Linked DNA regions of Homo sapiens: region 1 is linked to region 2. Evidence: read pairs that join two places in POLR2A ChIA-PET (ENCODE). Cell type or tissue: GM12878. All regions are shown on one strand.

Region 1 (5,000 bases), 440 kb after region 2:
CATAGTTCTCACCATAACCTTTAGAGGTCAATACCATTCTTATGTCCATTACAGATGAAAAAAGTAACAGAGATAGTAACTTAATCCCAGCTTACATAGCTAGTAGTCAGTAGACCTAGGATTTGAATGCATTTTGACTCATAGTACATTGTTCTTTAGACACATAATAAATGCATTAGTTCATATACATTTTTAAGTAATAAACTAAAAATGGTGTTATATTTGACATTTCAAATGTTAAGTCAACCTTGCATCCTTAGGATGAACTCTACTCAGTTATGATATATTATATATATGAAGGTCTATAAAATTCTCTGAGGAAAAAAACATAGGGTAAGACAAATGAACAGAGTAGCATGTCACTGTCTGGGATAAGAAAGTGGGAAAAAGAAGGATCATCAACCAGGAAAGTAGAAGGATCAGAGAAACAGAAAGAATATCATGATAGAGTAATATCTTGGAAGTCAGGGTAAGAGAGCATTTCAGGAAGGATCGACAGTACAATCAGATGTGCCACGAAGTTAAGATAGAAAAATGCTGACAAAAGATAGTTAAATTTGATTTTGAAGAAATTTGCATCTGCGTTTGTGAAAGATAGGATACTGGTCTGTAGTTTTTTTTGTTTCTGTTTTTGTAATGCCTTTTTCCAGGTTTTGGTATCAGAGTAATGCTAGCTTCATAAAATAATTGGGAAGTGCTTTCTATTTTCTGAAAGAGTTTTTATAAGATTTTTGTTTCTTCCTTGAATGTTTGATAGAATTAATTTTATATCAATTAATTTTGATAGAATTTATGTTTCCTTTTTGTGATACTTTTGGTAGCTGTATTTTTTTATGAATTTGTTCATTTTATCTAAGTTGTCAAATTGTTGCTCTTTTATTATCTTTTTAATGAATGTGGTAATAACTTCTGTTATTCATGTTACTGGTAATTTGTGTTCTACTTTTTTTTTGTGATCATTCTCACTAGGGATTTATCAATTTTGTTTACTTTTTCAAAGAACCAACTTTTGGCTCTTTGTATTTCTGTTGGTTTTATGTTTAAAACACAAATTTTTTTTTTTTTTTTTTTTTTTTGAGACGGAGTCTCCCTCTGTTGCCCAGGCTGGAGTGCAGTGGTGTGATCTCAGCTCACTGCAACCTCCACCTCCCGGGTTCAAGCGATTCTCCTGTCTCGGCCTCCTAAGTAGCTGGGATTACAGGTGACTGCCACCACGCCTGGCTAATTTTTTTGTGTTTTTAGTAGAGATGGAGTTTCACCATGTTGGCCAGGCTGGTCTCGAACTCCTGACCTCAGGTGATTCGCCTGCCTCAACCTCCCAAAGTCCTGGGATTACAGGTGTGAGCCACCGCACCCAGCCTTAAAACACAATTTTTAAAAAATTATTTTAAATTAATTATTTTAATTATTTTAAAAATTATTTTCTACATCCTACTTACTTTGGGTTTACTTTTATCCTCTATTTCTAGTTTCTTAGGTCATTGATTGTTATCTATTTCAAACATTTAAACCTTTAAGTTTCCCTCTAAGCATTTTAGTTGAGTCTCACAAAAGTTATATTGTATTTTCATTATCATTCAGTTAGAAATACTTTCTAGTTTATTTGTGATTTCTTCTTTGATCCATTGCATATTTAGAAGTATATTGGTTAAATTCCAAATATTCAGGGTTTTTTTATTGTTTTTAATCAATTTCTTATTTAGTTCCATTGCAGTTATAAAAACATACACTGTGTGATTTCAGTCTTTTAAATGTGGGACTTATGGCTTAACATCTGGAATATTTTGAATATAATTTGTGTACTAAAAAAAAAACCCAAATGTTTATCTTATAGTTCATTGATCCTAATGGACACTATTTTATCATTATGCATGAGGTGAAGGTTGTTGATAATGTTCAGATAGTCTGTCTTTACTATTTGGTTTTTCTTTGGCAGAGGGGTGTTCAAGGAAGGGATTGATTGTGCTATCAGTTGTACAGAGAGCGATTACACTCACAACTGCAGAATTGTCTGTTTCTCCCTTTAATTTGGTAGATTTTTGCTTTTTGTGTTTTGGAGCTCTGTTACATAATTAGATGCATATTTGATTATTGGATATTCTTAATAAATTGACTCATTTATTATCATGACTTTTTTCTCTTTAATTTCCAGTAATGTTTTGTTTTATTTTGTCTGATGTGATATAGCTCAACAAACTTTATTTATGCAAGGCATTCTAACAATATCTGCCTTATGGTTGCAGTTTACAGTTCATTAACATTTAATGTAATTGTTGATATGTTGAGGTTAGTCTACTACTTTCTTATGTTTTCTGTTTATTCCTTTTGATTATTATACCTTTATTCTTTCCTACTCTACCTCATTTTGTACTAATTCAATATTTTTAAGAATTTTATTTAACTTTTTCTATGGACTTTTGCTGTATCTTTTTGCATTTTTTTTTGTTGCTCTAAATATATATTCCTAATTTTTCACCATCTACTTAGGGTTAATTTTGTACCACTGAAAGTAAAATGTAGAAGCCTTGCCACTGTATAGATTCATTTACCTTACCCTCTTCCCATTCTTTACACATAGTTATCCTTATGTGTTACTTCCACATATATTATAAACACTACAATACAGTGTTATGATATTTGCTTTAAACAGTCATATGTATTTTAAAGAAACTTAGAGGAGAAAAAGATTCTATATTTATCCATATATTTGCCATATTTTTTGCTCTCTATTCCTTCCTTGAAGTCTGTGTTTCCATCTGGTTTCGTTTGCCTTCAGCCTGAAGTTTTTTAGCATTTCTTAATCTGCAGGTCTGTTGGCAACAAATTCTATTCATTTTTTTGTGTCTGAAAAATGGCTTTATTTTGCCTTCATTCTTGCAGTGTAATTTTTGCTGAATAGAGAATTCTGGGTAGAAAATTTTTTATTTCAGCACTTTAATGATATTCCACTGTCTTCTGGTTACCATTGTTTCTGATAAGAAGACTTAGTTAATTTGAATTACTGTCCACATAAATGCAATGGGTTGTTTTTCTGTGCTTGCTTTCAATGTTTTCTCTTTATCTTTGCTTTTCAGCAGGTTGACTAAGGCATATTTATGTCTATTTTTTTTTTTCTTTTTTGGTAATACTCCAAAAAAGATGTTCATTGGTTGATGTTGATTTGGTTGATTTGGTTGTTGTTTACTTTTACTTCTACTTTTCATTCTGTTGTTAAACCCATCTAGTTTTTATTTCAGACCTTTTATTTCAGATATTTATTCTTTTAGATGTTCTGTTTGATTCTTTTAAATAGTTTTTTTGCAGGGATTTTTCTCTTTTTATTCGTTATAAACTTATGTTTCTTTGTCCTAGAGCATAGTTAGAATTGCTGCTTTAAAATTCTTGTCTGTTAATCTGACTCATCTCCAAAGTGATCTGTATCAATTTATGCATTCTCAGCAGGAAAGATGTTTTTCTGTTTCTTAGTATATTAATTTTGGATTATATTGTAGACATTGTGAATGGTATGTTATAGAAACTCTGGATTTTGTTATTTCTGTTATGTTCCTCCAAAAAATATTGTTTTGTTTGTTTTTAAACAAAGAGTTAGCCTTGGCTGAGCTCAGATTGTAAAATATGGTGTTCCGTGAAGTGGCTGGCAAAAATTTCAGTTCATTTTTTGCTTTAGCTGGGCTCCTTGGACTTTACTCTGCTCATGCCATACATTTGACCATCATTTACAAATAGAATTGTGGGCTCATCCTTTTTGAGATTTTCCACCTTACTTTCTAGCAGCTGTAGTTGCTGCAATACTTGTCTTCTGCTTCTTATGTTGGACTTGTAGCCATTGTACATGGTGCATATTAGGGCCTGTCCTCAGGCTAAAAAGAAGGGGAATGTTATTCCATATTATTCCCTTTTTCCAAGTGCTGATTCTTATCTAGTAACGGCCTGCTCTTGTTCACTATTTAGTATCTTCAGGTAGTTCTTCCTCATATTTAGTACAGAGTGTATATTTGTTATCTGTGGGAAGATTGGTCTGATAGAAGCTTACCCATACATCTATTCATCCATAGTAGAAATGTAATAATGTAATGCCACCTAGAATGGTTTTTTATTTTATTTATTTATTTATTTATTTATTTATTTATTCTTTTGAGACAATGTCTTGTTCTGTTACCCAAGCTGGACTGCAGTGGTGCAATCATGGCTCACTGCAGCCTCAACCTATCAGGCTCAAGCAATCTTCCTACGTTGGCCTCCTGAGTAGCTGAGACTATAAGTGTGTGCCACCACACCCAGCTAATTTTTAAAGTTTTTTGTAGAGAAGGGGGTCTCACTATGTTGCCAGGGCTCGTCTTGAACTTCTGGGCTCAAGCGATCCTCCCACGTTGGCCCTCCAAAGTGTTGGGATTACAGGCATGAATCACCCTGCCTGGCCTAGAATAGTTTTTTGATAATTCATGAAGACTTCATGTTGGTTTAGACACAGAAGGATGATTCCTAAGTCAAGCGTGCTTCTAGTTTTCTTACCTTCTAGCTTTTTAGAGAGGGATAAGATAGAAGATACAAGAGGAAATAGATGCTTGTAGAGAAAATGATGAGTTCAGTTTATGCATATTAAGTTTGTCTTTCTCGTCAGATATCTTTAAAGAAAGTTTCAATTGGCAGTTGTATATACATATCTTGAGCTAAAGGAAAAGGCCCAGGCCAGAAGTATAAATTTAAAAATCATTAGCACAATGGATGGTAGTTAAAAATTATGAAAATATATTCATTTCCTAGGAAGCATGTAGAGTAAAATGAGAAATTAATTTTGTGAACACAGCCCATTGTCATTACCTTTCTATATTTGTGTTGAATTCTGAAAAGTAAAAGGTTAAAAATGCTATATTAAATTTTTACATTTCATTTACATCACAATTATAACAAGAATTGTTTTGTCAATCAGCAGTATTATTTGAACTTGGATTGTTTGTGTAAATTTAAGCAATAGTTTTTTTTTTTTGTTTTTGTTTTAT
Region 2 (5,000 bases):
TATGGTAGATAGTTTTGGAAGATAGAGGTATTCTTTCCCTCTGAAGCAAAGGGCAGGTAGGTTTTACTGTCCAGTTTAAAAGATTCAAGTACCCTAAGCTCAGGGTTCCCCTCTGACAATGCAGATCATCAAGTATCTGCTTCACATCACATGGGGGGAACTGAGTTTCAGGACATTGGCACAACTATGCTGATACTACTGCTACTGATATTTTTGTGAGTAGTATAGTCCTTTGTTTCTCACCCTAGAATTTTCTGTCTTCTTCCAGCATCCCCATGAAACTGTGGCACCCTGATTTCGTTAGCCTGCAAGTAGGATAAAAATCTCAGACCCTTAATTATTGATAGCCACTAGCCACATTGTCTGTTTAAATTTAAGTATAAATTAATTAAAAATGGAATACGATTTTAAAAATCCATTCCTCAGTTGCAGTAGCCACATTTCAAATGCTTAATAGCCATACAAGGCTAGTGGATACTGTACTGGGCAGAGAAGATATAGAAAATTTCCATCATTGCAGATAGTTTTATTGGACATTGCTGGTTTAAAGCTTCAAATTTTGTTTGTGTTGGTGAGTGAGTAGAGACAGTAGAAGTTGTTGATTTCGACAGCATAAAAATGATGTTTGACTTCATGTTAGATTCACAGGAGTCCCTTTAATACAAAGAAAATATTTCTGTTTGGATAACCTATACAGTACTTAGTTCAGGCCTCTTGGGGAAAAGAAAAGTGGAAAAGTATCTACACTGTCAATTTGGAGACTGGGCAGACTGGGACCATGTAGCAACAGAAGTTCTACATATAAACAGCGTTACTCAAATCATGTGTGATTGTGAGATTAGGATCTGTGCCCAAAGGAGATTGAACTGCTGAACACTGTCTTGAGCTTTGTCTACTAACCATGCTTAACACAAAAGGACAAGAATTGCATGTTAACAGTGAGGGTCTGGAGCATAGCCAGTCCAGCAGCACCTCGGCAGTGCCTGCTGCAACCCAGCTGTGCTGGTGTGGTCTCACAGAAAGGATGGAGGACAGGAACAAGATTTCCAGATGGCTCTTGTTCAGGGAGTTTAAGAGGGTAGCTTCAAGAAAGGAGGGAACTGGACTCAAAAAATATAAAACATAATACTTTAAAGTACAACTTTAAATGACACCGCAGAATTAAGGAAACAATCAAAGCAGCAGATCTGCTTCCCTATCAGATAGGAGAAGCTCATTTTGTAGAGAGTGTGGGCCACAAGTACTGGGAAGCAAATGCACAAAGAATAATAGGTCCAGCCAACAGTTGCAGTAACAAAGGACGGTTTTTACCTGCATTGAGTGTACAGTTCACTGCTGCATGTACAACATAAGCAAAACAAAAACAGTGGTAGAAATAAATAAAAGTAAAGTCTGAGGCCCTTATGGAAGAATCATACTACTACCTGCTTTTTCCGTGGCTAAAAATGCCTTATAAATTTCATATCTTGAGAATTTCACTTATTTATGCCAAAGTAAGTTTGTTTTAAAATAGTACTCATTTGTAGTGCAGTAACATTTTACTTATATAAAGATTAATTCAAGCTTTTAAAAGTCTGAAGTTTAGAATATTTTAAAGATAGAATTTATTATTTTTAAGCACTTATGTTATCTTTTAGAACTCTTTTGAAGGGAACTTTTATGAAGATATTAGTTAATTTTGAATAGCATGATAATTGTTGCATGTAACTGGAGGCTTCTATAGTGTTTAAAGAAAACTTTTTGTAGGTTATATGTATACCTGTTATTTACATTACTAATTACATCAACAAATCCTTATTTTCATAGACATTCCTTTCAAATTCAGTGAATTCTGGGAGAGCCGAGGTCATATGCTATTAGGGTTTGTATAAAGGTAGAGTCCCTTGCATAAAGCAGGCATTTGTTAACTAGTGAGATTTTTCCCCATTTAGTTTAAAAACGTTACTTTGTTAAATGTCTTTTTCTTTTAATTGTGAGTTTTGAAATCTTATTTTTGTAGGGGTAGAAAACTCTGGTTATCTCCCCCAAATTCCCCTTCCTCAGCCCTGCTGAATCTGGTAAAGTCACTTGTTCAGTGTGCTTTCATTTTTCCTTTCTCTTTTATTTGCCACAGTTCTTACCTGTGCTTCAGGCTTGTCTTGCCTTGTGCCTCTGTTCTCTTCATATAAACAGCATGAAATTGGAAATACTCATTGTCTGTTGTATTTCTGAAGATCAGAATTTTCCCCAGTTTCATGCTGTCCTTTCTCAGGCAGGGTGTGGTAAGTCATCTTTTGAGAACTGTTTCCAGTAAAACTGGAGTATGCTGTTGAAACTGTTGGTGTGCCCTCTTCAGAAACAAAACCAGGAGACTTGCTGTTTATTGCATGAGTCACTGATGGGTTTCAATGAGTGGAAGCAATATTAGATTTTTTTTTTCATGCTCATCAATGCTACATCTTATTTTAAAAGAAGCCTGAAATAAGGAAATAAAAGTAAGCTAATAAACTCCTTCTTTCCCTGGGGAGAATTTAGAATTATATTGGTTCTAGTGTTTGGGGAATAAAGCGGTAACAATGAGGGTTAAAAAAAAATTAGGCCTTGTCCTTTAACCCGTGATACCCTGTAGTGCTCAGAGCTTTCTGGTGTGTACATTTTCTCAAGCTGCACATGAGTAACTTTAATCAGGAGCGAAGTGGTTCTTTCTATTATATGCCATTTCCTCTGTGGCCCCTGCCTCACTTAGCTATTACTGTATGCCTAATCGACCAGAGTGAAATGCCTTTAAAACATTTTCCAGGGAACTAAGGACTTTTTGCAGAATTTTTATAATAGAAAATGCCAAGGAGAGGAAAGTTTTAATGGTTTCTCTGCACAGATAAATGTTTCCAGAGCAGACTGATGATGAGTCAAGGAGCTGTTAATAGGATATGTAAATGTAACCTTTCACCTAGTTACTGTCACTACCTAAGTCATAACTACCTGGTGTCAGTAAATTATTTGAACTAGTTCTTGTCTAGTTCCCTAATTAAACAGACTCTCTTGGTCCCATGATTATCCAGTAGATAGTTAGCACTGTTTCAGCTTGCATTGTCCTGGGTTCCTCCACTCTCCTTCTGTTTTAATAATAGCTCTAAGTCCTATTATAGATTTTCACTAATATCTTTGCCTCCAGCTTTACCTCAGTATTAGTGGAAAAATTTTTTATCTATGTATTTGACAGTGACCTCTAGCTCTTGGGTTTCACTTATTCAACAAATATTCATTCAGTGTCAGCCATGTACCTAGCACTGTTCTTGACCCCAGAGATCCAATAATGAGCAAAAAATTCCTGGTCTGCATTATCATGGAGTGAAGAGTATAGGAGGAAGACAATCCCTAATAAAATTTACACACGACAGCAACAACAACAACAACAACAAATAATTATGTATAATTACAGGCAGAGGTAAATGCTCTGAATAGAACAGTAGAATTTTGTGGGCTTATATAATAGGAACCTGAGGAAGTGACACTTGATTGATATCTGAAGTATGAGTAGGAGAATGTGAGATAGGGTAGGAAGAAAAGTGTTCCAGAAAGCAGAGAGAACTGCCATTTGTGCAGAGGCCCTTTACAGAAGGGAACAGAATGAAATCAAGTAACTGAGGAAGATCAAGGGGAGAGAAGAGCTACTGTGAGGCTGGACCCCTTGGCTGGTGGCCGGCCAGTCCACAAAGGGTCTTGCTGGCCACATGAAGAATTTGGTTTTCCTCATAAGAACATAGGAGAGTGTTTTAGGTCGGAGCTGGGGACTTGATGTGATTTGTGTTTTGGTAAGATCATCTGTGGGGGCGTGAGTTGGATTGGGGTGTGCATGTCAGTGGGGTGAAATTGGGTAGCTCTTGCATTAATTTAATTTGACATGACAGTGTGTACCAGTCTGGTGGTGGATACTGGGAAGTGGCAGTGAAGATAGATCGAAAGTGTTTTGGGGGGAATACCATTAATTGAACTCGGGAATAAGTTGGGGTTTTCTTTTATTTATTCAAAAAATATTTAGCGACTCCCTACTTTATGCTACTCTCTGTGCCAGGCTCTAGGAATAAAACTCTGAACAGTACATAAAATGTCCTTGGACTCATGGAGCTTACTTATTAATGGGAGTGACAGATAATCATTAAGTGTAACATATATATTAAAAACATATATATAATAAATATATATATAATTTCAGGTACTAATAAGTCCTGTAAAGAAAAATTAGGCAAATAAGGGAATGGAGAATGATAGCAGAGGGTCCTCTTACACAGGATGGTCAACAAAAACCTCTTGAAGAGGTAGCATTTGAGCAAAAACCCAGATGAAGTCGGGGAACTAACTGTGCAAAGATTCTCTACGAAGCAGCGGTAACAGGTATAAGATATTGAGGCTGGAACAAAGGAACTCTGCCTCTATACCTCCACCACCAAGGAATACCAAGAAGGCCAGTATGTCCAGAAATACGGGGCGTGAGGGAAGAAAAGTGTTAAGAATGTCTTGCTGGTAGCTAAAACTTAAAGCATCTATATGGGGTCATTATCTTCAGTCCTGATCAGTTTTTCAAAGTCCCTTACTATATCAACTACAATCCCAGGTTGCTCCGCCACTAAACTGATTTTAACACAGCTACTAGAACAGCTTCCTTTACCACAACAGCAAACCGTGCTCAAAAACTGTCAGTGGTAACTGCTTGTCTGTCTTGTCAATGACAATCCCTTCATCAGCCCAGCTAAAAGTCCCCAATCTTACTTCAACCCCACATGCTGTTGCAACCCTTTCTGTACTTCTTATTCAGTTGAAGGCTTCCCTTTAATGTTTGTTTAGGCTTTCCACATAATTTATTCTTTTCTTTTTTGGCATTGTTTTTATTCATCATGAAGCCTCTTTTCTTTCTATTGGCCTATTTCCATCACTTCCTTCAAGAGTTATTTTTTCCACCAGTTTCTTCTGATTTATTCCAGCTTACCTGGATCACAGAACCCCTCAGCCTACTCAGTCTA

Evidence for each region. Peaks named below come from ENCODE experiments on the same cell type or tissue, not always from the same donor. Only the 100,000 strongest peaks of a DNase experiment are listed, where the experiment ranks them.
Region 1: POLR2A ChIA-PET joins it to region 2 with 5 read pairs; 3 of 35 experiments call an interaction of 5 or more read pairs at or near these places.

Annotation. Positions count from the first base shown.
Region 1 is chr5:103,196,518-103,201,517 of GRCh38, forward strand. All of the region lies in intron 30 of PPIP5K2 (diphosphoinositol pentakisphosphate kinase 2), which reads left to right. Among named protein-coding and RNA genes, the nearest start is that of MACIR, 60 kb to the right of the region's middle. In GM12878, no CTCF peak of the experiment used is centred here; no DNase peak of the experiment used is centred here.
Region 2 is chr5:102,760,116-102,765,115 of GRCh38, forward strand. The region is part of intron 1 of PAM (peptidylglycine alpha-amidating monooxygenase); the gene reads left to right. Among named protein-coding and RNA genes, the nearest start is that of PAM, 7.3 kb to the left of the region's middle. RefSeq lists an enhancer at 1,974-2,123. In GM12878, no CTCF peak of the experiment used is centred here; a DNase peak (open chromatin) is centred at 2,223; H3K4me3 peaks cover 2,370 bases; H3K27ac peaks cover 1,512 bases.